Linked DNA regions of Homo sapiens: region 2 is linked to region 1. Evidence: read pairs that join two places in POLR2A ChIA-PET (ENCODE). Cell type or tissue: B cell. All regions are shown on one strand. Links, peaks and the distances in the headings refer to the core of each region. The heading gives the core; the rest is flanking DNA. Region 1 overlaps EPS15L1 (epidermal growth factor receptor pathway substrate 15 like 1). Region 2 overlaps KLF2-DT (KLF2 divergent transcript).

Region 1 (11,912 bases), core at 4,179-9,178:
GACTCTGTCTCAAACAAACAAAAAAAAACCCCACTTCATTAGGTTAGCTAAATAACCAAGAATAAAAGAAAGAGTAAGTGAAGTTGAAAACAGAGCAGTAGAAATTACTCAATCTGAAGAAAAAGGAGAAAAAAGAATGAAAAATAAATAAATAAATAGAGCCTCAGGAACCTGTGGGACAATAACAAAGGGTCTCATATCCATGTAACTGGAATCCCAGAAAGAGAGGGGAGAGAAAATTGGGCAGAAAAAACAAATTAGGAGAACTGACAGCTGAAAGCTTACCAAATTTGTTTTGTTGTTTTGAGATGGGAGTCTCACTCTGTCACCCAGGCTGGAGCGCAGTGGTGCAATCTCAGCTCACTGCAACCTCTGACTCCCAGGTTCAAGCGATTCTCCTGCCTCAGCCTCCCAAGTAGCTGGGATTACAAGTGTGCACCACCACGCCTGGCTAATTTTTGTATTAGTAGAGACGGGGTTTCACCATGTTGGCCAGGCTGGTCTCGAACTCCTGGCCTCAAGTGATCCGCCCACCTCAGCCTCCCAAAGTCCTGGGATTATAGGAATGAGCCACTGAACCGGCAATGAAAACTTATCAAATTTGTTGAAAAGCATAATTTACAGATTCAAGAAGCTGAGCAAAGCCTAAACAGTATAAACACCAAGAAAACTACACCCAGAAACTTCAAAAACTACTGAAAACCAAAGATAAAGAGAGAATCTTGAAAGTAGCCAGAGAAAAACCACCTATTACATACAGGATAACAATGACCTGAAGAAATACTCCTCTCCACCGGGCACGGTGGCTCACGCCTGTAATCCCAGCACTTTGGGAGGCCAAGGCAGGCAGATCACGAGGTCAGAAGATCGAGACCATCCTGGCTAACATGGTCAAACCCCGTCTCTACTAAAAATACAAGAAATTAGCTGGGCATAGTGGCGGGCGCCTGTAGTCCCAACTACTCGAGAGGCTGAGGCAGGAGAATGGCGTGAACCCGGGAGGCGGAGCTTGCAGTGAGCTGAGATCACGCCACTGCACTCCAGCCTGGGCAACAGAGCAAACTCTGTCTCAAAAAAACAAACAAACAAACAAACAAAAACTCTTCTCATTAAGGACAATGGAGGCTGGAAGGCAGTGGAAAAACACACTAAACAAACAAACAAAACCCCAACAACCTACATCAAACACAATGTCCTTCAAGAATGACAACAGGCCTGGCACAGTGGCTCATGCCTGTAATTCTATCACTTTGGGAGGACGAGGCGGGCAGATCACTTGAGTTCAGTTCAGGAGGTCAAGACCAGCCTGGCCAACATGGTGAAACTCCATCTGCATTAAAAATACAAAAATTAACCAGAAATCGCTTGAACTTGGGAGGCGGAGGTTGGAAAAAAAAAAAGAAAAGAAAAGAATAATAGCTGGGTGAAGTGACTCAAGCCTGTGATCCCAGCACTTTGGAGGGGCTGAGGCAGGAGGATTGCTTGAGCCTAGGAGTTTGAGACCAGCCTGGCCAACATATGGAAATCCCATCTCTACAAAAAATAAAACAATAGCTGGGTGTGGAGGTACATGCCTGTGGTCCCAGCAACTTGGGAGGATGAGGTGGGAGAACTGCTTGAGCCCAGGAGGTTGAGGTTGCAGTAAGCCAAGATCACACCACTGCACTTCAGCCTGGGCAACAGAGTGAGACTCTGTTTCAAAACTAAAAATAAAAAAATGACAACACAGTCGACCTGAGCTATAAGAAGTGCTAAAGAAAGTTCTTTAGGCTGAAGGAAAATGATAATGGAGGGAAAACCAATCTTCAGTAACAAATGAAGAGTATCAGAAATGGTACATATTTGGGTAAAACTAAATGACTACTTTTTTCCTCTTTCTTTACAATACCCACAATGGATTAATACAAAAATTGTAACAGTCTTATGGAGTTTCTAATGTATTTAGATGTATGAAATTCACATGACGGCTATAACATAAGACATGCTGGCTGCAAGGGTGGGTGGACAAATGGACCTACATGGTTGCAAGTTTTCTATATTTTACATGAGATAATACAATACTAACCTCAAGTAGACTATGAAAAGTTAAAGCTGTACATGATATTTCCTAAAGCAACCTCTAAACAATCATTAAAAGAGGTATGATTAAAATAATAAAAGGCCAATAGACAGAATTCAAAAAAACATTCAAACAATTCAAAAGAAAGCAGGAAACAAAACATGGGATAAAAAGCAAGCAAATAATAAAATAGTAGACTTAAACCATATCAATAATTACATTAAATGTTAATGGACTAAACATTACACTTACAAGGCAGGGACTTCTGACTGGATTTTAAAAAAAAAAGCAAGCCCCAACACTATGCTACTTACAAAAGACACCTATCAGTTTTAAAGATCCAGGTAAGTTGAAAGTAAATGGTTGAAAAATGATGTATCATGTAGTGAATAACATGAGGAGAATGAAGTGATTAAACAGACTTCAAGACAAAGAACATCACCAGAGATCAAATGGGAATCTTTTATAATGATAAAAAGGTTGTTGTGTCAGAAAGACACAACAATCATAAACACCTATGCACCTGACAAAGCTTCAAAATACACAAAGCAAAACTTGATCAAATTAAAGTGCAGTATGAACAATTCCACAATCATAGGAGAATGTTTAACGCCTCTCTCTCAGACACTGGTAGGACTAAAAAACAAACAAACAAGACACAGATAATCTGAACACTATGAGGAACCTCAACCTCACTGCCATTTGTAGAGCATTACACCCAACAACTAGATACACATTCTTCTCAAGTGTACATGGTTTGTTCACCAACATAGGCCACAAACAACAACCCTTGATTAATGTGAAGGTATTGAAAACATACAGAATATGTTCTCAAATAACAAATTTAATTAAAAATCAATAATAATAGTATTATAATATACCTAGGAGAAAAAGCCAAGTATCTGGAAATGAAACAACATACTTTTAAGTAATCCATAAGTGAACAGAATTCACAAGGGAAACTGGAAAATATCTCAAAACTGAATGGCAATGAAGAGATAAAGTATTCAAATATATGAAATACATGTAAAGCAGTGCTTAAGGGAAATATGTTGCTTTAAATTTATACAGATGCTCCTTGACTTACCATGGGGTTACATCCTGATAAACCCATTGTAAGTTGAAAATATTTTAAGTTGAAAATGTACGTAATATCCCAATAAACCCATCACAAAGCAAAAAATCAGAAGTCAAACCAATGTTAAGTCCAGACACTCCTTGACTTATGATGGGACTGCATCTCGATAAAACTATTGTAAAGTCAAAAAACTGTAAATTGAACCATCGTAAGTCAGGGACCGCCAGTACTAGAAAATGAAGTCTAAAATTAATGAATGAAGCTTGGATCTTAAGATGTTAGAAGAGCAAAGTAACCCCAAATAAATAGGAGTAAGGAAATGGAAAAAAATAGAAATAGAAAAGAGAAAATCAATGAAATAGAAAACAAGCAGTAGAGAAAAATGAAGCCAAAAGCTGGTTATGGGAAAGGTCAATGAAATTGGTAAACAGATCACCAATACCAGGAATGCTAGGGAAATTCTCACTACAGGTCTTAAGGACATTAAAAAGGGGCCAATAAGAAAATACTGCAAATGAGTCTTTGCCTTCAAGGAGCTTCAAGCGCTAAAGACCAAAAGGTCCACAGGGAGTGAGCGAGGTGGGCGCCAGGGTAGCAGGAGCCCTGAGAAGGAGGGTGAGTGCCCGTCTCTGAGCAGGCCCCGGGCCTGGGTTGCAGCCTAGAAAACGGAAGAAGGCTATGAAGCACGCTCACTCCATCATGAACATCCTCTGCTCCATCACCGAGGCTGCTTTTTTTTTTTTTTTTGGTTTTGAAATCCAAGTTGACACCTATTTAACCCAATCTCTTGGGCATAATATGCAAAATACCCGGTGTCTGCCACGCCCGGGGATGGGAGTACAGGTATGCTGGAGTTGGAAACTGGAGGGTCAGAGTTGGCTGATGCTCTCAGGAGACACCAGGCAAGGCAGCCGGGCTGAGACGCCTGCACTTACTCCTGCCGTGACGGGAGCACCTACCAAACGTGACTCTAAGGTCCCCACCAGTGCTGTGTGTTACAAGGACCGTGCAGGGTGGCCGGGTCCATGCGAGCATGTGGTGCTTGTGTGATTTAGTCTTTTTTGGGAGATGAAGGGGCAGTGGGGGCAGATGACTAGAGTTGAGGGGTAGGAATGGGGATAGAGAAATAAGAACTATGGGTGACATCCTCCTTGCCCTGATGTGGGGCCACTGGACTGCTAACTGCACCTTGGGGCTCACAGGATGTCACTGCAGTGACTAGGCCAGTGAGCTCCCTCACTCAGCAGGAATGAAATCAGCCTGGGATACCAGCTCCCGGAGAACAGACACCATGGCCCACACTCGCAGGCACCATGTACGCTCCACGAAGGGAAGGGGGCCTTCGGGAAGCGCCACCCTTACCACACAGAGCAGGCACGCAGCTCTCCCGGGCAACGTCCCACCCCACTCACCTTCGAAGGTAAGGAAGGGTTTTTCGTGAATGGATCCGAGGTAAATGGGTCATTCTTTGTCTGTTTCTTGAAGAAGTCGTCAGTGGCAGAGCCACGGAATGGGTCACTTTCTTTGAAAGGGTCCCCTCCAAATGGATCTAGAAGGAAAAATGCCCCATAAGTAAACATTATACCAAGTGAAAGAACCCAGACATAAAAGAACACATCACAGAATGATGCCGTTTACATGAAATTCTAGAAAGGTAAGAACGCTAGTGACGGAAAACAGGATAATGGTGGCCAGGGGACCCTGAGGAGAGGGTGGAGGGTGACAACAAAGGGGCCTCAGGAATGACAGAAGTGTTCTCAAATTGCACACAACCGTGCATATTTAATGAAACTCATCTTATTACATAGTAAAATGGGTGAATTTTGTTCTGTGTAAATTATGCCACTCAATAAAATTGACTTTAAAAATAATAATATCCTGGCCAGGCACAATGGCTCATGCCTGTAATCCCATCACTTTAGGAGGCTGAGATAGGAGGATCACTTGAGGCCAGGAGTTCAAGACCAGCATGGGCAACACAGAGAAAAATAAAATAAAAAATTAGCCAGGTGTGGTGGCACACGCCTGTAGTATCAGCTACTAAGGAGGCTGAGGCAGAAAGGCTGCTTGAGCCCAGGAGGTCAAGGCTGCAGTGAGCTATAATTGCGCCACTGCACTCCAGCCTAGGCAATAGAGTAAAACCCCATCTCTAAATAAATAAATAAAATATCCTGCAGGAGCTGGATATAATAATAATAATAATAATAATAATAATAATAATAATAATAATAATAAACAACGCAGGTAAATCCATAGAGACAGAAAATAGGTTGGTGGGTGCCAGGGGTTGCGGGAGGGAATGGGGAGTGACTGCTGATTGGGATGGGGTCTCCTTTTGGGGGGATGAGAATGTTGTGGAACTAGATGAAGGTGATCATTGCACAACACTGTGAGTGTGCTCAATACCACTGAATTGGATGCTTTAAAACAGTGACTTTTATGTTACATAAATTTCACCTGAAAAAAAATAAATCGGTCGGGCATGGTGGCTCACGCCTGTCATCCCAGCACTTTGGGAGACCAAGGTGGGCAGATCACCTGAGGTCAAGAGTGTGAGACGAGCCTGGCTAACACGGTGAAACCCCGTCTCTACTAAAAATACAAAAAATTAGCCGGGCGTGGTAGCGGGCGCCTGTAGTCCCAGCTACTTGGGAGGCTGAGGCAGGAGAATGGCGTGAACCCGGGAGGCGGAGCTTGCAGTGAGCCGAGATCGCGCCACTGCACTCCAGCCTGGGCGACAGAGCGAGACTCCGTCTCAAAAAAAAAAAAAATAAAAAATAAATAAATAAATAAATAAATAAAATAAATAAATAAATTAGCAAGCAATGTGATCCCACCACACTCCAGGGTGGGGTGCGGGCAGTGACTGGACCTGGGGAGGGGAGCCACCTCCAGAAGGGAACGGGACCGAGAATGGGTACAACATGGATGGACGGCCGTCCTTCCCAGTTACATGGCTGCCATCCCCGGTGTATGTGGACACAAGTCCCACCACATGCGACTTCTGAGCCAGGACTGGACACAGTCTAAAGACCGGTCCGGGAAACACTGAATTTTACCTGTTGAAGTTGTCTGCTGTTCTGCAAAGGGGTCATTCTGGAACGGGTCGCCTGGTTGGAAGAGGAGAGAAATGCTTATTAGCTCTAGGGCACAGGATGCGGGCCGGGCCCTTGGACACAGCCACCCACCTCCCAAGCCTTTCATTGCCTTCTACTCCTCCAGTGTAGGGAGAGAATGTTAGTTCCTTCTCTACTATCCACCTGCCCTCAAAACCTTGGCAAATCAAAGAGGGGGACCTGGAGGAGGCAGCTGTTTCTGGCTAGGATGTTTAAGATGAGAAGGAAGGTACTGCTGGCTGTCCCACACAGACTGGAGTTGGGGAAGACACAGAGTGGGCTAGAATTCACTCCTCTCTTCCCATGCTGGGTTTCCTTTATCCCATCTGCCTGCCAGCTCCCTGGGTAAGAGGACACAGGACCCTGGGCTGTCCCTCACTTTATCACCGGCCCTGCAGCAATGAGGCGGCGGCACCCCTGGGCTTCAGGGGCTGCCAGATTCGCCTCTCAGACCCGGCAGGCTTCAAACCCAAGCTGAAGCTCAAGCTCCCGCTGCCCTCTCCCCACCTCAGTGTTTTTCTCAAAAATGTAGAGAGCCTTCCTCCTGGAAATACTGTTTTGCTCTGAAACATGGACAGAAACTTGGAAATCTTGTTTCTGGAATTCTTAGTTATTCTTGACTCAGGTGTGGCTCTGGACAGACTCCTAAAATTATCCAGACCTTAGGTTTATGTAGGAATCCATGGTTTTCCAGGTACTTTCATGATCATTACTAGCTCTGATTATTTTATCAACCCTGTGAGGTGAGCAAGGAGGAAATTTATTAACCTGCTGAGGGATTAGGAAACTGAAGTACTGAAGGGTTCAAGGGGGCTGGCCAAGCTGCCTTCAAATGTGGGTCTTGTGGTGAGCTTGGAACACTTCCCACTGTATCTTGATGCCTTGGCTCTCTGGTTAACAGGGTGAGATAAGAAGCTTAAAAGGCGTTCCTGCTGGGTGCGGTGCCTCACACCTGTAATCCCAGCACTTTGTGGGGCTGAGGCGGGTGGATTACCTGAGGTCAAGAGTTCGAGACCAGACTGGGCAACACAGTGAAACCCCAACTCTACTAAATATACAAAAATTAGCCGGGTGCGGTGATGGGCGCTGAGGCAGGAGAATTGCTTGAACCCAGGAGGCGGAGGTTGCAGTGAGCCGAGATTGCGCCACTGCATTCCAGCCTGGCTGACAGCAAGAGAGCGAGAGTTCGTCTCCAAAAAAAAAAAAAAAAAAGGCATTCCTTTCCCCCTCCATTTCAGATTGTGGCATGTCCTTACTTTTCTAGTTGAAGAACCACTCTAAATTCGACATAAAACACACAGTCTTTCAATGAGAAAGTGGGTAGCAAGTGAGATACCTTTGAAGGGGTCAGCTCCTTTAAATGGGTCAGATTTGAAGGGGTCTTCTGTCTGGAAAGGATCCGGATGCAACTCTTGCGTGTTGTTGCTAAATAACAAGGCTTTATTTTTGAAAGGATCATCCTACAATTTTGTGAAGAAACAGGACAGGGATTTTATTATTTCTGAGTTAAAGCAAAGTACGGAATTCCATACTTAACTCACATTTCCACTTTGAGTAGCATGACCCTAAAAAGAATGATTTAGCCAGGAGTTCGAGGCTGGCCTGGGCAACATAGCAAAATCCCATCTCTATAAAAACAAAAATTTAAAAATGAGGCCAGGCATGGTGGCTCACGCCTGTAATCCCAGCACTTTGGGAGGCCAAAGCAGGTGGATCACCTGAGGTCAGGAGTTCAAGACCAGCCTGGCCAACATGGTGAAAACCTGTCTCTACTAAAAATACAAAAAATTAGCTGGGTGTTGTGCCGGGCACCTGTAATCCCAGCTACTTGGGAGGCTGAGGCAGGAGAACTGCTTGAACCCAGGAGGTGGAGGTTGCAGTGAGCTGAGATTACGCCATTGCGCTCCAGCCTGGGCGATAGAGTGAGTCTATCTCAAAAAAAAAAAAAAAAAAATCAAGGTGTGGTGGCGTGTACCTATAATCCCAGCTACTTGGGAGGTTGACTCAGGAGATTGCCTGAACCCAGGAGGTGGAGGTTACAGTGAGCTATGATTGTGCCACTGCACTCCAGCCACAACAGTGCAAGACCCTGTATCTTTAAAAAAAAAAATTAATTAAAGATCATTGAAGAAGTATGAACTTGAGTGAATAATAATGTTTAATACTGGTTCATTAGTTGTGACAAATGTACTATATATGATGTGACTAACAGGAGGAACTGGGTGTGGGATATAGAGGAACTATGCACTATCTTTGCAGTTTTTCTTTTTCTGAAACAGGGTCTCACTCTGTTGTCCAGGTTGGAGTGCAGTTGCACACTCATGGGTTACTCCAGCCTTGACCATCTGGGCTCAAGTGATCCTCCCACGTCGGTCTCCCGAGTAGCCAGGACTATAGGCGCGCACCACCAAGCCTGGCTAATTTTTATATTTTTTGTAGAAATGAAGTCTCTCACTATGTTGCCAGGGCTGGTTTTGAACTCCTGAGCTCAACTGATCCTCCCACCTCAGCCTCCCAACGTACTGGGATTATAGGCATGAGCTACCGCACCTGGCCTATCTTTGCAATTTTTTCATAAATCTAAAAACTATTCTAAAATAAAAGTTCATTAAAAAATCATTGAGTGGAAGCAACTCAAATGTCCATCGATGAATGAATGGATAAACGGAAAAACAAAATTTTTTTCTAAGTCAGAAAAAAATAATGAATTTGAAATGTCATCAAGAAAATTGTAACGAGCCACACAACAGAATCTGATTCAGCCTTCAAAAGGAAGCAAATTCTGACACATGCTCCAACATGGAAGAACCTTGAGGAGAGGCTGCTGAGTGAAATCACAGTCACAAAACAACACACAAGGTATGATTCCACTTCTATGAGAACCCTAGAGTCATCACATTCACAGTGACGAAGTAGAACAGTGGCTGCCAGGGGCTGTGGGTGGGGGGATGGGGAGTGGGTATTTCATGGGGATGAAAACGTTCTAGAGCTGGGTTCCACAACAATGTGAATATACCTAACACTACTGAACTGTACACTTAAAGACAGTGAAGATGGTCAAGTTTATGTCTATTTTTCTTTCTTTCTTTTTTTTTTTCTGAGACAGAGTTTCACTCTTGTCATCCAGGCTGGAGTGCAGTGGCGTGATCTCGGCTCACTGCAACCTCCACCTCCCGGGTTCAAGTGATTCTCCTGCCTCAGCCTCCTGAGTAGCTGGGATTACAGGCGTGCACCACCATGCCCAGCTAATTTTTGTATTTTTAGTAGAGATGGGGTTTCACCATGTTGGGCAGGCCAGTCTTGATCTCCTGACCTCAAGTAATCCACCCCCCTCGGCCTCCCAAAGTGCTGGGATTACAGGCGTGAGCCACCGCGCCCGGCTGTTTGTCTATTTTACCTGAAAGTTAAACAATTTTTTTTTAATCAATGAGTCAGAAAAAAATAATAAACTTGGAAATGCCATGAAGAAAACTGTAAAGAGCCACTCAACAACAGCAGCACAGGCCTCATTTCAGAGGTGTGACCTTCCTCAATCATCCTTTTCTCGGTGAGTATGTACCTAGGTGGGCATTTGGGAAAATGGAGTTTTCATACCAAGAAACATGCTGGTTGTTTCTGTCCTATGAGGAAATGAGTACTTATGCAGTTAGAATTACTAGAGCATACACAATGCTTTGCATTTTTTTTTTAAAGTGTGTATTTCTAGAAACAAACAGGTTCATTTAAACGAGAAGAAAAAATATTTACTTTTGAAGAGCACATTTTTGTAATGGGAAGTAGTCTGAAAAGGGTGGGTTTGTCATATACATGGGAACAATACAGTTGGTTTAAATAAGGACTCTGTTTTAGTTAATAAAGACACACCCTCAGTGAAAACATGAATGTTTCACTGTGATATTAAAAAAACAGCACAACACCCTCATTGAATTTGGCAGACACACTGGCATTCCTGCGTAGGACTCACAAACCAGTCCAGTATTCCAACCGACCAAAACAAAATCATTAAAAAGCCGGGGCGTCCACAAAAATAGGGACAATGGTGTGGGGAAATGACATCAAAGGTCCAAAAGAAAGTTTCCTAGCAAGGCTGCCACCACCCTGGGGCAGCCAACTTAGGGGTGCAGGACAGTTATGAGAGGTACAGAGTTAAGACAAGCCACCGGTCTGGGCTGTGAATGAGTGTGAATCAGCATGAGTGCCGCTTCCTCGGCCCCCACTTCAGGAGAATGCACCCACATCCCTGCCATCTGATGAACATGGAATGGTTTTTCTTACCTGGGAAAGAATAGCTGGAGCCTCCGACCACAGGGTTTTCCCAAGGTGGGGAAACCAAGCCGGGTTCTTAGACAAGTTAAGTACAGATGTCCACAAGCACTGCAGCTGGAGACAGTGCTGAGTGGACGTCAGGTGCTGACGACCACAAGACACACACGCCCAGCAAGCGTCTGATGGGGGTCTCGGATGCAGATAAAGATGGAGAAGTCCTACTCTAAAGAAGCCAGGAGGCCCACGTGGAAAATCTGCCTTTCACACTGCCCCATGGAAGGAGGAATGTATTTGTTCCAGAAGAAAGAGAGGAATCATGACCTGGATAAAGCAGCGAGTTAAGAATGCCAGCTTGACCTCAGAATGAAAGCTTCTATTTAGTTTGTTTTTAAAGGTAGGATCTCACTACGTTGCCCAGGCTGGAGGGCAATGGCTATTCACAGGTGCAATCCCACTACTGAGCAGCGTGGGAGTTTTGACCTGCTCCGCTTCTGACCAGGGCAGGTTTACCTCTCCTTAGGCGACTGGTGGTCCCCTGCTCCCAGAAGGTACCATACTGATGACTAACTTAGTGTAGACACCCAATCAGCATAGCACACTACAGCCCAGAACTCCCGGGCTCAAGGATCCTCCTGCTTCAGCCTCCCAAGTAGCTGGGACTACAGGCACTCGCCACCATGCCTGGCTCTATTTAGTTTTTAATTGGCATTTATTTATAAGGTTTTTTTTTTTCAGTGTTTTCAGTCGTCACTTGGAAGACTGCCAAGTAACAGTGAACAATGGCAGAGAAGAGACTGAGGTTCTGGGAATGCTGGCTGCAAGCCCCCTGCACTGACAGTCAGGCCTGCAATCACTTTCTCAGGAGTCATTGGCCTGAAGCCACAATCACTCCTTCCCCTTCCAAGGGGAAGCCTGAGACCCCAGCAGGATTCAGGAGGTCAGGGTAACTAATAGTGGTTTTGATTCCATTGCACAGAATCAGAGTGGGAAACGAGATTTCCCTGTTACAAAGATACCATCAACTCTACCCCTTGCAGACCACCTACTAAGGAGAACAGACCCATCTGCCAACTTGGGGGACACGAGTACAGCAGACAAGGGCCAGGATGAATGACACGGCCCTTGGCAGAGATGTAATATCTTGAACAAGTTCAGCAACCAGTGTGAAGTTGTACCCTTCTTAGGAAATACACACGGCAACTCTGAAAGGGGGCTGAAGAAGCTTCTGTGACATTCCCGCCCTTTAGAGGAGTGCTGGGCAGCAGGGGTGTGCTGGGAATCAGTTCTCTCAGAAAAAAGCCCTGGTTTAGAGCTTCTGCCAATTCCTGTGGTGTAAACAGTCTCATCATGGTTGATTTCAAGTTTCCAAGCAACTAGCTCACAAGTTCCTGTT
Region 2 (11,912 bases), core at 4,614-9,613, 110 kb before region 1:
TCTGATCGGGCCAGGTGACACGGAGCCAGCAGGGCCAGGGATGGCTTAGACCCTTTTCTGAGCCAGAAGAGGGGACCATGTGAGGGCAGATGAGATGCATTCCCAGAGACTTCCTGGAGGAGATGGCCTCTGAGCCACATCCTAGAAATGAGCTGCACCTTAGTGCCATTTCAAGGGTTCTGGGGCTCCCGGAGAAGTCTCCAGGGGCCTTTTTCTGTCTCACCCAGTAGGACAGCCCAGGGGTTCACTGGTCCCCTGTCAGGGGCTCATCTGGACTTTCGCCATCAGATGTTAGTGGCAGTTTCCCCATGCGGTGGGGAAGCACATTCATGCCCCCATCATCAGGGAACAGACCACTCTGCCTTCTTTGAAGTTTACGATCTACAGGCAACTGGATTTGAATCTCTGATTTTATCCCTGCCTCTCTGGAGGCTGAACCACAGGCCTCTGTGTTCAGTCCCTGCCTGGGAGCTATTTTGGGATCTCAGGTCTGTAATTTTTGCTGCTCGGGGAAAGCCTTGGCAGGAATATGGGGGGCAGAGAACGGAGGGACAGATGGCTGGCTTCCCTCACCAAGCCTCAGTTTACCCATCTGCTAACGGGGGTGAGTAATTCACACCTCACGGGAGGGCGGTGAAAAATCTGTTCAATGCTGGGTATGAAATGACATCCTGGAGACAGCCTCCATCAGGGTTTCTTTGTTTCTCTGTTTTGAAACAGGGTCTCACTTTGTCACCCAGGCTGGAGTGCAGTGGTGCTGATTCATGGCTCACTGAAGCCTCCATCTCCCGGGCTCAAGTGATCCTCCCACCTCAGCGTCCCAAGTAGCTGGGAACACAGGTTCATGCTGCCACACCTGGCTAATTTGTTTTTTATTTCATTTCATTTCATTTTATTTTTTTGAGACAGAGTCTTTGCTCTGTCGCCCAGGCTGGAGTGCAGTGGCATGATCTCTGCTCACTGCAACCTCCGCCTCCCGGGCTCAAGCAATTATCCTGCCTCAGCCTCCCTAGTGGCTGGGATTACAGGCGCCTGCCACCACGCCTGGCTAATTTTTGTATTCTTAGTAGAGACGGGGTTTCACCGTGTTGGCCAGGCTGGTCTCAAACTCTTGACCTCGTGATCTGCCCACCTCGGCCTCCCAAAGTGCTGGGATTACAGGCGTGAGCCATCATGCCCAGCCCACCTGGCTAATTTATTTTTAATATTTTCATAGAGACAGGGTCTCAATATGTTGCCCAGGCTGGTCTCCAACTCCTTGGTTAAAGCAGTCCTCCCAACTCGGCCTGCCAAAGTGGTGAGATGGCAGGAGTGAGCTTCTGCACCTGGGCACACTCAGGGTTTTGTCTATTCTTGTGTGGAGGGGGATGTCTGCTCCTTTTTTTTTTTTTTTATGGAGGCTCGCTCTGTCGCCCAGGCTGGAGTGCAGTGGCACAATCTTGGCTCACTGCAAGCTCTGCCTCCCGGGTTCATGCCACTCTCCTGCCTCAGCCTCTCGAGTAGCTGGGACTACAGGCGCCCGCCACTATGCATGGCTAATTTTTTGTATTCTTTAGTAGAGTCGAGGTTTCACCATGTTAGCCAGGATGGTCTTGATCTCCTGACCTCGTGATCCACCCGCCTCGGCCTCCCAAAGTGCTGGGATTACAGGCGTGAGCCACCGCGCCCAGCCTTTATTTTTTACTTTTTTTAATTACTATTTTTTTTGAGATGGAGTTTCACTCTATCACTCAGGCTGGAGTGCAACGGCGCAATCTTGGCTCACTGCAACCTCTACCTACTTCCCGGGTTCAAGTGATTCTCCTGCCTCAGCCTCCTGAGTAGCTGGGACTACATGTGCGCACCACTATGCCCAGCTAATTTTGTTTGTGTGTGTGTGTGTGTGTGTGTGTGTGTGTTTAGTAGACACGGGGTTTCACCATGTTAGCCAGGATGGTCTTGATCTCCTGACCTCATGATTGCCTGCCTCGGCCTCCCAAAGTGCTGGGATTACAGGCGTGAACCACCACATCCAGGTAATTTTTGTATTTTCAGTAGAGACAGGGTTTCACCATGTTGGCCAGGTTGGCCTTGAACTCCTAACCTCAGGTGATCCGCCCACCTTGGCCTCCCAAAGTACTGGGATTACAGGCACCCAAAGTGCTGCACCCGGCCTCTGCTCCCTCCTCTACCTCCCATCAAAAATAGGCAAGTGAGATTGGTCAACTGGGGGGTAATTTTAACTGCTGACACCAGGCAATGTCTGGAGACATTTTTGGTTGTTGTAGAAAATCTGGGGAGGGGATGTTACTGGCATCTGGTGGGTGGAGGCCAGGGATGCTGCTCTGCAGCCTACTGGGCGCAGGATGGCCCCACAAAGAGAATAATCCAGCCCCGAATGTCAGTGGTGCTGAGGATAGGAAGTTACAGCACCCAATACTGTATTTCCCATGTATCCAGATGACTCATGGTTGGTGACTTTGTAATTTGATTTGATGTGATTTGTATATGAGTCAATGTTACACGCTGCTACTGTTTGAATGTTTGTCCACTCCAAAAGTCAAGGAGGGCTGGGCACGGTGACTCATGCCTGTAATCCCAGCACTTTGGGAGGCCGAGGCAGGCAAATCATCTGAGCTCAGGAGTTTGAGATCAGCCTGGGCAACATGGTGAGATCCCCATCTCTACTAAAAAACACAAAAAATTAGCCGGGCATGGTAGCGTGTGCCTATAATCCCAGCTACTCAGGAGGCTGAGGCAGGAGAATCACTTGAACCCGGGAGGCAGAAATTGCAGTGAGCCAGGCTCATGCCACGGCACTCGAGCCTGGGGAACGGAGAGAGACTCTGCCTCAAAAAAAAAAGAAAAAAAAATGCTGGGCACGATGGCTCATGCCTGTAATCCCAGCACTTTGGGAGGCCAAGGTGGACAGAACACCAGGTCAGGAGATCGAGACCAGCCTGGCCAATGTGGTGAAATCCCGTCTCTACTAAAAATACAAAAATTAGCTGGGTGTGGTGGCAGGTGCCTGTAATCCTAGCTACTCAGAGGATGAGGCAGGAAAATCGCTTGAACCCAGGAGACGGAGGTTGTAGTGAGCCGAGATCGCGCCACTGCACTCCAGCCTGGCGACAGAGCGAGACTCCATCAGAAAGAAAGAAAGAGAGAAAGAAAGAGAAAGAAAGAGAGAAAGAAAGAAAGAGAAAGACAGAGAGAAAGAAAGAAAAAGAAAGAGAAAGAAAGAAAGAGAAAGAAGGGAAGGAAGAAAGAAAAGAGAGACTTAATCCTCAATGTGGCAGCATTGAGAAGTGAGACCTTTAAAATCATGATTAGATTAGATTATGATTAGATTATGTTATGACTGGGGCCAGGCTCGGTGGCTCATGCCTGTAATCCCAGCACTTTGGGAAGCCAAAGCGAGTGGATCCCTTGAGCCCAGGAGTTCAAGACCAGCCTGGGCAACATAGTGAGACTCTGTCTCTGAAAAAAAAAAATTAAGAAAGAAAGAGTTGAAAGAAGAAGAAAGATCTGAGATAGCAAGTTAGCATGCCCAGACTCCTCTCCAGAAAGTCCCCACCAGGAGGAAGACTCTCACCAGAACTGTCCCTTGACCTTGGACTTCCCTGCTTCCAGAAATTAACAAATACATTTTGTTTCTTTACAAATCACCCATCTTCAAGGCCAGGCACTGTGGCTCATGCCTGTAATCCCAGCACTTTGGGAAGTGGAGACGGATGGATCACTTGAGGTCAGGAGATCGAAACCAGCCTGACCAACGTAGTGAAACCCTGTCTCTACTAAAAATACAAAATTAGCTGGACGTGGTGGCGCATGCCTGTAATCCCAGCTACTCTGGAGGCTGAGGCAAGAGAATGGCTTGAACCGGGGAGACGGAGGTTGCAGTAAGCTGAGATTGCACTATTGCACTCCAGCCTGGGCAACAAGAGCAAAACTCCGTCTCAAAAAATAAAATTATTAATATTAATTAAATTAATTAATTTATTAAATATTAAGCTGCTTTTATAAAAACAAGGTGAGTACTGCCCTGGTTCTCACAATGTCTGGGATATTTTTGGTTGTCATGGATGGGTGCAGTGGGGAGGGAGGCATGTATCCCTACTGACATGTGGCTCAGAAATCTTGAACTAAGAGAAGCATCTTCCAAGGGTGGCCTCTCTGCAGTTGTGACATCTGAGCTGGGATCTGAACGTGCCACCCCGAGTAAAGTTTGCAGGCCCAGCGTGGGGGTTCAGTGGACACACACATGTGAGTCCAGAAAGACCCAGTGGGTCTGAGGAACAGTGACAATAGGCCCCTGGGCTGGGGCCGAGGGAAAGGAGTGACAGAAGGTGATGTCCCAGAGGCCATATCCTGAGGCCTCTCCCTCGATCCCGTGATGTTTCAGAAGGTCCCTCTGGCTGACGGGTGGAGAATGAGCTGTTGGGCCAGGGGAGAAAGTAGATGGCTCGGGTTGATTCCCCGGGCAAGATGAAGGTGGCTCGGCAGAGTTGGAGGGGGCTGGTGAAACGAGGAGGAATTGCAGGCTGGGCAAAGTGTTCCTGCAAAGAGCGGGCTTTGCAAGCCATAAGGTCTGTGTTGCAACCACTGAACTCTGCCTTTGTGTCCCCAAAGCAGCCTTAAGATGAGATGTGACAAATGGGCACAGGCATGTGCCATTAACTTTATTTATGGACACCAAAATTTGAATTTCCTAGAGCTTTCACATGTCACAAAATATTTTTCTTTTAATATTCTCCCAAATTTTATAAAATGTAAAAAGGCCAGCCCAGGCAACATAGGGAGACCCCATCTCTATGAAAAGAAAAAGAATTAGGCAGTCATGGTGGTGCACACCTGTGGTCCCAGCTACTCGGGAGGCTGAGGCAGGAGGGTGGCTTGGGCCCAGGAGGTTGAGGCTGTAGTGAACTATGATTGTGCCACTGCACTCCAGCCTAGATGACAAAGAGAGACGCCATCTATTTTTTTAAATGGTTAAAATGGTCAATTTTCTGTTATGTGTATACATATATATATGTGTGTGTGTGTTTGTGTGTGTATCTGTGTATATATGTGTGTGTGTATGTGTGTGTGTATGTGTGTGTGTGTGTGTGTATGTGTGTGTGTGTATATATATACTTTTTTTTTTGAGTCTGAGTCTTTGTCACCCAGGCTGGAGTGCAGTGGCGCAATCTCAGCTCACTGCAACTCTGCCTCCCGGCTTCAAGTGATACTACTGCCTCAACCTCCCGAGTAGCTGGGATTACAGACACCTGCCACCACACCCAGCTAATTTTTGTATTTTTAGTAGAAACAGAGTTTCATCGTGTTGTCCAGGCTGGTCTTGAACTCCTGGCCTCAAATGATCCGCTCGTCTCAGCCTCCCAAAGTGCTGGAATTGCAGGTGTGAGCCACTGTGCCCTGTCTGTTATGTATATTTTATCACAGTTTTAAAAGATAAATAAAACATTCCGAGCTTGAAAGCCGAAACACAGGTGGTGGGCTAGATGGGACCTTGGGGTCATCATCTGCTAATCACAGAGCAACCCAAACAGGTTGGCACTTGGACCAAAAGTGTGTGAGACCCAGACCGAGGGCCGGGTGGAACCCAGAATCACAGGGGATTTGCTAATAAGGCAAATCTGGGTGAGGACGCACCTGCTCCAGGAAGGGAGGTGGGGTTGCTCTAGCGACGATGAGCCTGGGGTCTAGGTGGCAGCAGCAGGCCAAGTGCCAGGCGCCCCAGGGATGGGGAAGGATTGATTGAATAAATGTTTAAAGGAACGAATGAGTGGATGCACAGGTGGATGGGGAGGGGTTGTGCTGTAACCACCATGAAACAAACTCCACACTTTGATGAGCCACGTGGAGAGGGAGTGGGCAGAAAGAAGAAACTGGAAGTTGGGCCGGGTGCGGTGGCTTATGCCTGTAATCCCAGCACTTTGGGAGGCCGAGGCAGGTGGATCACCTGAGGTCAGGAGTTCCAGATCAGCCTGGCCAACATGGTGAAACCCTGTCTGTACTAAAAATAGGAAAATTAGTTGGGCATGGTGGCACATGGTGCAGGGCTGAGGCAGGAGGATCGCTTGAACCCCAGAGGTCAAGGCTGCAGTGAGCCGAGATCGTGCCATTGCACTGCAGCCTAGGCAAGAAGAGTGAAACTCTGTCTCAAAAAAAAAAAAAAAGAAAGAAAAGAAAAAAGAAATTAAAAAAAAAAAGAAAATATTACCTAGAGTAAAAGAAACCAGACATAAAAGGCCACATATTGTACAATCCTATCTATGTGAGATGCCCACAGAGGCAAATCCATAGGGCCAGAAAACAGATTGGTGTTTGCCAGGGACTGGGGGTGGAGAAATGGGAAGTGACTGGTAATGGGGACAGGGTATCCCTTTAAGGTGATGAAAATATTCTGGAACTAAGTAGAGGTGGCGGTTGCACAACACTGCATGTATAAAATGCCACTACTTTAAAAATGGTTAATTTCATGTGAATTGCACTTTAATAAAAATAAACAAGTATTTAAAAATCCACCAATGCAAACACTTCTCTGTTCCTCTGTGGTGGAGGAAGGGACACGCGCTTTTTTTTCCGACCTTAGGAAGGAACAAGGGAGCCGGGGTCCCCTCCCAGCCTGGGAGCCCTGGGCACAGTCCCGGCTCATTTGTCAGAGCTATCGGAGCCGTCCTCGGGCTGGTGGGAGTTCAGGGCTCTGAAAGGTTTTCTGTCAAGGCTTGAAAGGGGGCCAGGTTTTTTTCCCCCCGGAGCCGCGCAGTCTCGGGGCTGTTGTTCTCAGCAATCGCAGGGCCTCGTGTTAGCAGGAAGCACAGCCAAGTAGGGTTTCCTGCGTGTTGGAGAGAGGAAGCTCCGTAATGTTCTGGGAGGCGATGGTTAAAAATAACTCCGGTATATAAAGACAGCGGAGGGTCCCCTTGTTCGCTCACTCGGGCGCCGGCCGGCTGGACGCAGGGCCGAGCAGGTGGTTTGGGGCCTCGGGAAGGCCAAACCCCCGCCTCTGGGCCCCTGGCTGGGGAAGACACCAGCCAAGTTCAGAGCCCCAAGTCGGCCTCACTTCCACAACTCAGCGTCAGGGACACCGTGGGCGTTTCTGTTTCAAAACGCTTTTCTCCAGCAAAGAACGTAACCTCAAGCTGCTGTCAGGGTAGAGGAATCCCTGCCCCCCGCCGCCACCCAGATAGGTTGGGCCGTGATTTTGGCTGTGCCTGGCAGTGACGATGTAGCGCACCCAGGCTGGGGGGCGCTGGCAGCCAGGGTTCAAATCCCGGCTCTGCCACCTAACGCTGGGACTCAGTTTCTCCATCTGTAGAATGGAACTAACAATAGCTCCTATGCTGTTGTAAGCACTAAACACAGAAGTTAAGCTTTGGGAGTTAGGAGGGTGTGACCTGGGAAATGGATGTCTGCCCTTTCATAAGCAGATTTTGTTTTGTTTTGTTTTGTTTTGTTTTGAGACAGGGTCTCACTCTGTCACCCAGGCTGGAGTGCAGTGGCAAGATCACGGCTCTCTGCAGCCTCAACCTCCCAGGCTCAAGTGATCCTCCCTCCTCAGCCTCCCAAGTATCTGGGACCACAGATGCACGCCACCACGCCTGGCTAGTTTTCTTTTGAATTTCAGTTAAGACAAGGTATCACTATATTGCCCTGGCTGGTCTCGAACTCCTGGGCTCAAGAGATCCCCCCATCTCGGCCTCCCAAAGTCCTGGGATTACAGACATGAGCCACTGCGCCTGGCCACAAGCAGATTTTTAGAGTTGTCATTGCCATCGGAACAGCTGCCCAGACAGCAAGAAGAGCAAAAGCCTGTGTCTGGGGTCAATGCCAGGGTTTGAGGCTTCCAAGCCTAGGTGACCCCACAACAGATTCAACACATACAAAAAGGATCACAAGGACATGTTATAAACATCTCGATGCCAAAATATTCAGTGACAGGGATGAAATGGACACATTCCTTGAAAGACACAAATTACCAAAGCTTACTTAAGAACAAATAGATCGGCCGGGCGCGATGGCTCGTGCTGTAATCCCAGCACTTTGGGAGGCCGAGGCAGGCGGATCACCTGAGGTCAGGAGTTTGAGACCAGGCTGGCCAACATGGTGAAACCCCGTCTTTACTAAACAACAAAAATTAGCTGGCCATGGTGGCGGCCACTGTAATCCCAGCTACTCAGGAGGCTGCGGCAGGAGAATTGCTTGAACCCCGGAGGTGGAGGTTGCAGTGAGCTGAGATCGTGCCATTGTACTCCAGCCTGGACAACAGAGTGAGACTCTGTCTCAAAAAAACAGAAAAGAAAGAAGAAGAAAGAGAAGGGGAAGGGGAAGAAGAGGAGGAATAAGAGGAAGAAGAAAGAGAAGGGGAAGGGGAGGAAGAGGAGGAATAAGAGGAAGAAGAAAGTAGAAAGAAGAAGAGGAGGAGGAAGAAGGAGGAGGAGGAGGAGGAAGAAGGAGGAGAAGGAGGAGGAGGAGAAATAGATCACCCGAATATCCCTGTGTCTATGGGATAAATCAACATTGTTGTAAAAAGAACTTCCTACAGGCCAGGCATTGTGGTGGGTGCCTGTAATCCCAGCACTTTGAGAGCCCAAGGCAGGAGGATCACATGAGGCCAGGAGTTCAAGACTAGCCTAGGCAACATAGCAAGATCCCATCTCTACAAAAAATATAAAAATTAGCTGGGCTTGGTGGCTTGTGCCTATAATCTCAGCACTTTGGGAGACTGAGGTAGGAGACTCACTTAACCTCGGGAGTTTGAGACCAGCCTGGGCAACACAGTGAGACCCCATCTCTACAAAAACATTTTAAAATTAGCCAGACATGGTGGGTTTCAATGGTGGCTTTCACTTCATAGGGGGCTTTTGTTCCAAAGTCGCAGGAGGTGGAATTCCATCAACCAGTCCCAGCTACTTGGGAGGCTGAGGTGGGAGGATTACTTGAGCCTAGGAGGTCAAGGCTGCAGTGAGCTATGATTGTGCCACTGCACTCCAGCCTGGGCGACAGAGTGAAACCCTGTCTCTAAACAAACAAAAGCCTTTCTACAAAGAAAACTCCAGGTCTGGATGGCGTCCCTGGTAAATTTCCCCTAAACATCTAAGGAAGAGAGAGCATCACTTTGATAGGTTGGTGCAAACGTAATTGCGGTTTTTGCCATGACTTTTAAGCAATTACGTTTGCACCAACCTTACACAAGGGCTTTCACCAAACTGAACAGGAAAGAAAGCTTCCCGACTGGCTTTATACCAGGGGCTGCTCCAGGCATGCTGGGGACTGTCCTAGGTGCCGATGGCTGGCTTCCTGCTGTTCACAGGGGCGCTGGGGCTCCCTGCCCCCCAAAACAAGATCCTGTTCCCTTCCAGGGAGGCGTGTTCTTCTGCCGTTAGGGCAGAGCCCCGGTGGGGCTCAGGGAAATGAAAGACATATTTGCTCTCCAGAAATCTGAGCCCGCAGTGCCAGCTCCCCTGAAGGGCGCCTTTGTACGCTGCTTGTTGCCACAATTAGCGCCGTCCCAGACTGCGGCCTGCAGATCGAGGCCGCCTTGGCTCCGAAGCCCCTTTCAGGAGTCATCAGCGTCCTCCATGGGCTCTGACGTGGGCTATTTTTAACTGGCCAAAGGGGAGTTGTTATGGGCCAGCAGCAGCGGGGGACTTGAGGGGAGAGAGGATGGCGGGTGTTGGAGAGGCCAAGGGCTGTGGCCGGTGGTTAGGGTCTCTGCGGGGAGCAGTGTCTGCAGCCCTGGGCCATGGGGTGTGGAGGCAGGGACCTCGGGCCTCGGTTTCCTCATCTGTCCAATGGTGGCTTTCACTTCATAGGGGGCTTTTGTTCCAAAGTCGCAGGAGCTGGAATTCCATCAACCAGTCCCAGGGTCCTGCCCTGCCTGCCTCTCTCCATCCTGTTCTCTGTCCCTCCCTCTCTCTGTGTGTCTCTCTGTGTGGGGGGGTCTCACTCTCTCTCTCTGGGTCTCTCTCTCTCTCTCTGAGTCTCTCTCTCCCTCTCTCTCTGTCTCTCTGGGTCTGTGACTCTTTTCTGTCTCTCTGTCTCTCTATGTGTTTCTCTCTCTGTCTCTGACTTTCTTCTTCTCTGTCTCTCTGGGTCTGTGACTCTTTTCTGTCTCTCTGTCTCTCTCTGTGTGTGTTTCTCTCTCTGTCTCTGACTTTCTTCTTCTCTGTCTCTCTGTGTGTCTCTGTATCTGTCTCTCTCATGTGAGTCTCTCCGGCATGAGTCTCTCCCCCTTCTCTCTCTGTGTCTGACTCTCTTCCCTCGTCTCTCTGTCTCTACCCCTCTTTCTCCATCTCTTGCTCTTTCTCTCTGTGTCTCCGTTTCTCTCTATATATCTCTCTCCCTCTCTTTCCTTGTCTCTGTCTCTCCCTCTCTGTCTCTCTTTATCTCCTCTATCTCTGACTCTCTCTCTGACCCTCCACGTCTCTCCCAGGGTATACATTGTGTTTCCGCAGCTGTGCCTGGGCAGGGCGAGCACCCCATACCCCAAGAACAAGAAGGGTGGCCCTACGGCCTCCATTCCTTTCATGGGGAAAAGACTGCGGACTGAGTGGCTGCCCGTCCCACAGTCGACCCTCCAACTCCAAGGCACGCTGTGTGTTCAGAGCCGCCCCTCGGTCTCCATGTCCCAGCAGGGAGACCCTGACTTCTGGTCTCATTCAAAGCTTTTAGAAGAAGGCTGTGCACTCTTTGCAACTAGATTTTCTTAATTAAATAAATAGATGTCCGGACCTCTCTGGGAAGGGACTTGGAGCTCCTGCCAAGCTGTCCTGGGTGACCATGAACTCCCAGGGGGTTGGTCTCAATAAAGAGCAGCCCACGGCCAATAGCACACCTGCTGATGCTCTGGGGACATCCCTGTGCTAAGGGAAGGCACTGCCCCTACCCCACCTTACGGAGGAACGCAGGCTTAGAGAGGGGCAGTCTTGCAACCAGGCCAACAGGGGAGGCTGCCTGAACCTGGCCTTTTTTTTTTTTTTTTTTTGGAGACAGAGCCTCACTCTGTCACCCAGGCTGGAGTCCAGTGGTGCAATCTCGGCTCACTGCAACCTCTCCCTCCCAGGTTCAAGCAATTCTGCTGCCTCAGCCTCCCGAGGAGCTGGGACTACAGGCACATGCCACCATGCCCAGCTAATTTTTATATTTTTAGTAGAGACGAGATTTCACCATGTTGGCCAAGCTAGTCTCAAACTCCTGACCTCAAGTGATCCACCTGCCTTGGCCTCCCAAAGTGCTGGGATTACAGGTGTGAGCCACCATGCCTGACCTTTTTTAAATTGTGGTAAAATACATGTAACATAAAGTTTATCCATCGTAAGGTGTGCAATATGGTGGCATTCAGCACGTTCACAAGGTTGTTCAACCACCACTAGTATCTACTTCAGAACATTCCATCAGTCCAAAAAGAAACCCTGTCCCAGCGGGGCACGGTGGCTCACGCCTGTAATCCTAGCACTTTGAGAGGCCGAGGCGGGTGGATCACGAGGTCAGGAGTTTGAGACCAGCCTGACCAACATGGTGAAACCCTGTCTCTCCTAAAAATACAAAAAAATTAGCCGGGTTTGGTGACAGGTGCCTGTAATCCCAGCTGCTCAGGAAGCTGAGGCAGGAGAATCTCTTGAACTCAGGAGACGAAGGCTGCAGTGAGCCGAGATCGCGCCACTGCATTCCAGCCTGGGCAACAGAGGGAGACTCTGTCTCAAAAAAAAGAAAAAAGAAAAGCCCTGTCCCCGTCAGCAGTCACTCCCCATTTCCCTTCCCCCACCCCAGGCAGCCACTAATCTGCTTCCTGTCTCTACGGATTTGCCTGTTCAGGGCATTTCATATCAATGAAATCATACACCATGTGGCCTTTTGTGTCTGGCTTCTCTCACTCAGCATATTTTTGGAGTTCATCCACGTTGTAGCATGGAGCAGTGCTTCAT

What was found. Peaks named below come from ENCODE experiments on the same cell type or tissue, not always from the same donor. Only the 100,000 strongest peaks of a DNase experiment are listed, where the experiment ranks them.
Region 2: POLR2A ChIA-PET joins it to region 1 with 6 read pairs; 9 of 35 experiments call an interaction of 5 or more read pairs at or near these places.

The regions. Positions count from the first base shown.
Region 1 is chr19:16,387,755-16,399,666 of GRCh38, forward strand. It overlaps EPS15L1 (epidermal growth factor receptor pathway substrate 15 like 1), which reads right to left. Exons shown (of 24, transcript NM_001258374.3): 17 at 7,590-7,713; 18 at 6,197-6,247; 19 at 4,550-4,686. Among named protein-coding and RNA genes, the nearest start is that of KLF2, 69 kb to the left of the region's middle. In B cell, for the core only: no CTCF peak of the experiment used is centred there; no DNase peak of the experiment used is centred there; H3K4me3 peaks cover 428 bases; H3K27ac peaks cover 1,130 bases.
Region 2 is chr19:16,276,902-16,288,813 of GRCh38, forward strand. KLF2-DT (KLF2 divergent transcript) reads right to left here. Exons shown (of 2, transcript NR_186323.1): 2 at 6,458-6,820. Among named protein-coding and RNA genes, the nearest start is that of KLF2-DT, 42 kb to the right of the region's middle. In B cell, for the core only: no CTCF peak of the experiment used is centred there; DNase peaks (open chromatin) are centred at 6,487 and 6,970; H3K4me3 peaks cover 1,050 bases; H3K27ac peaks cover 1,143 bases.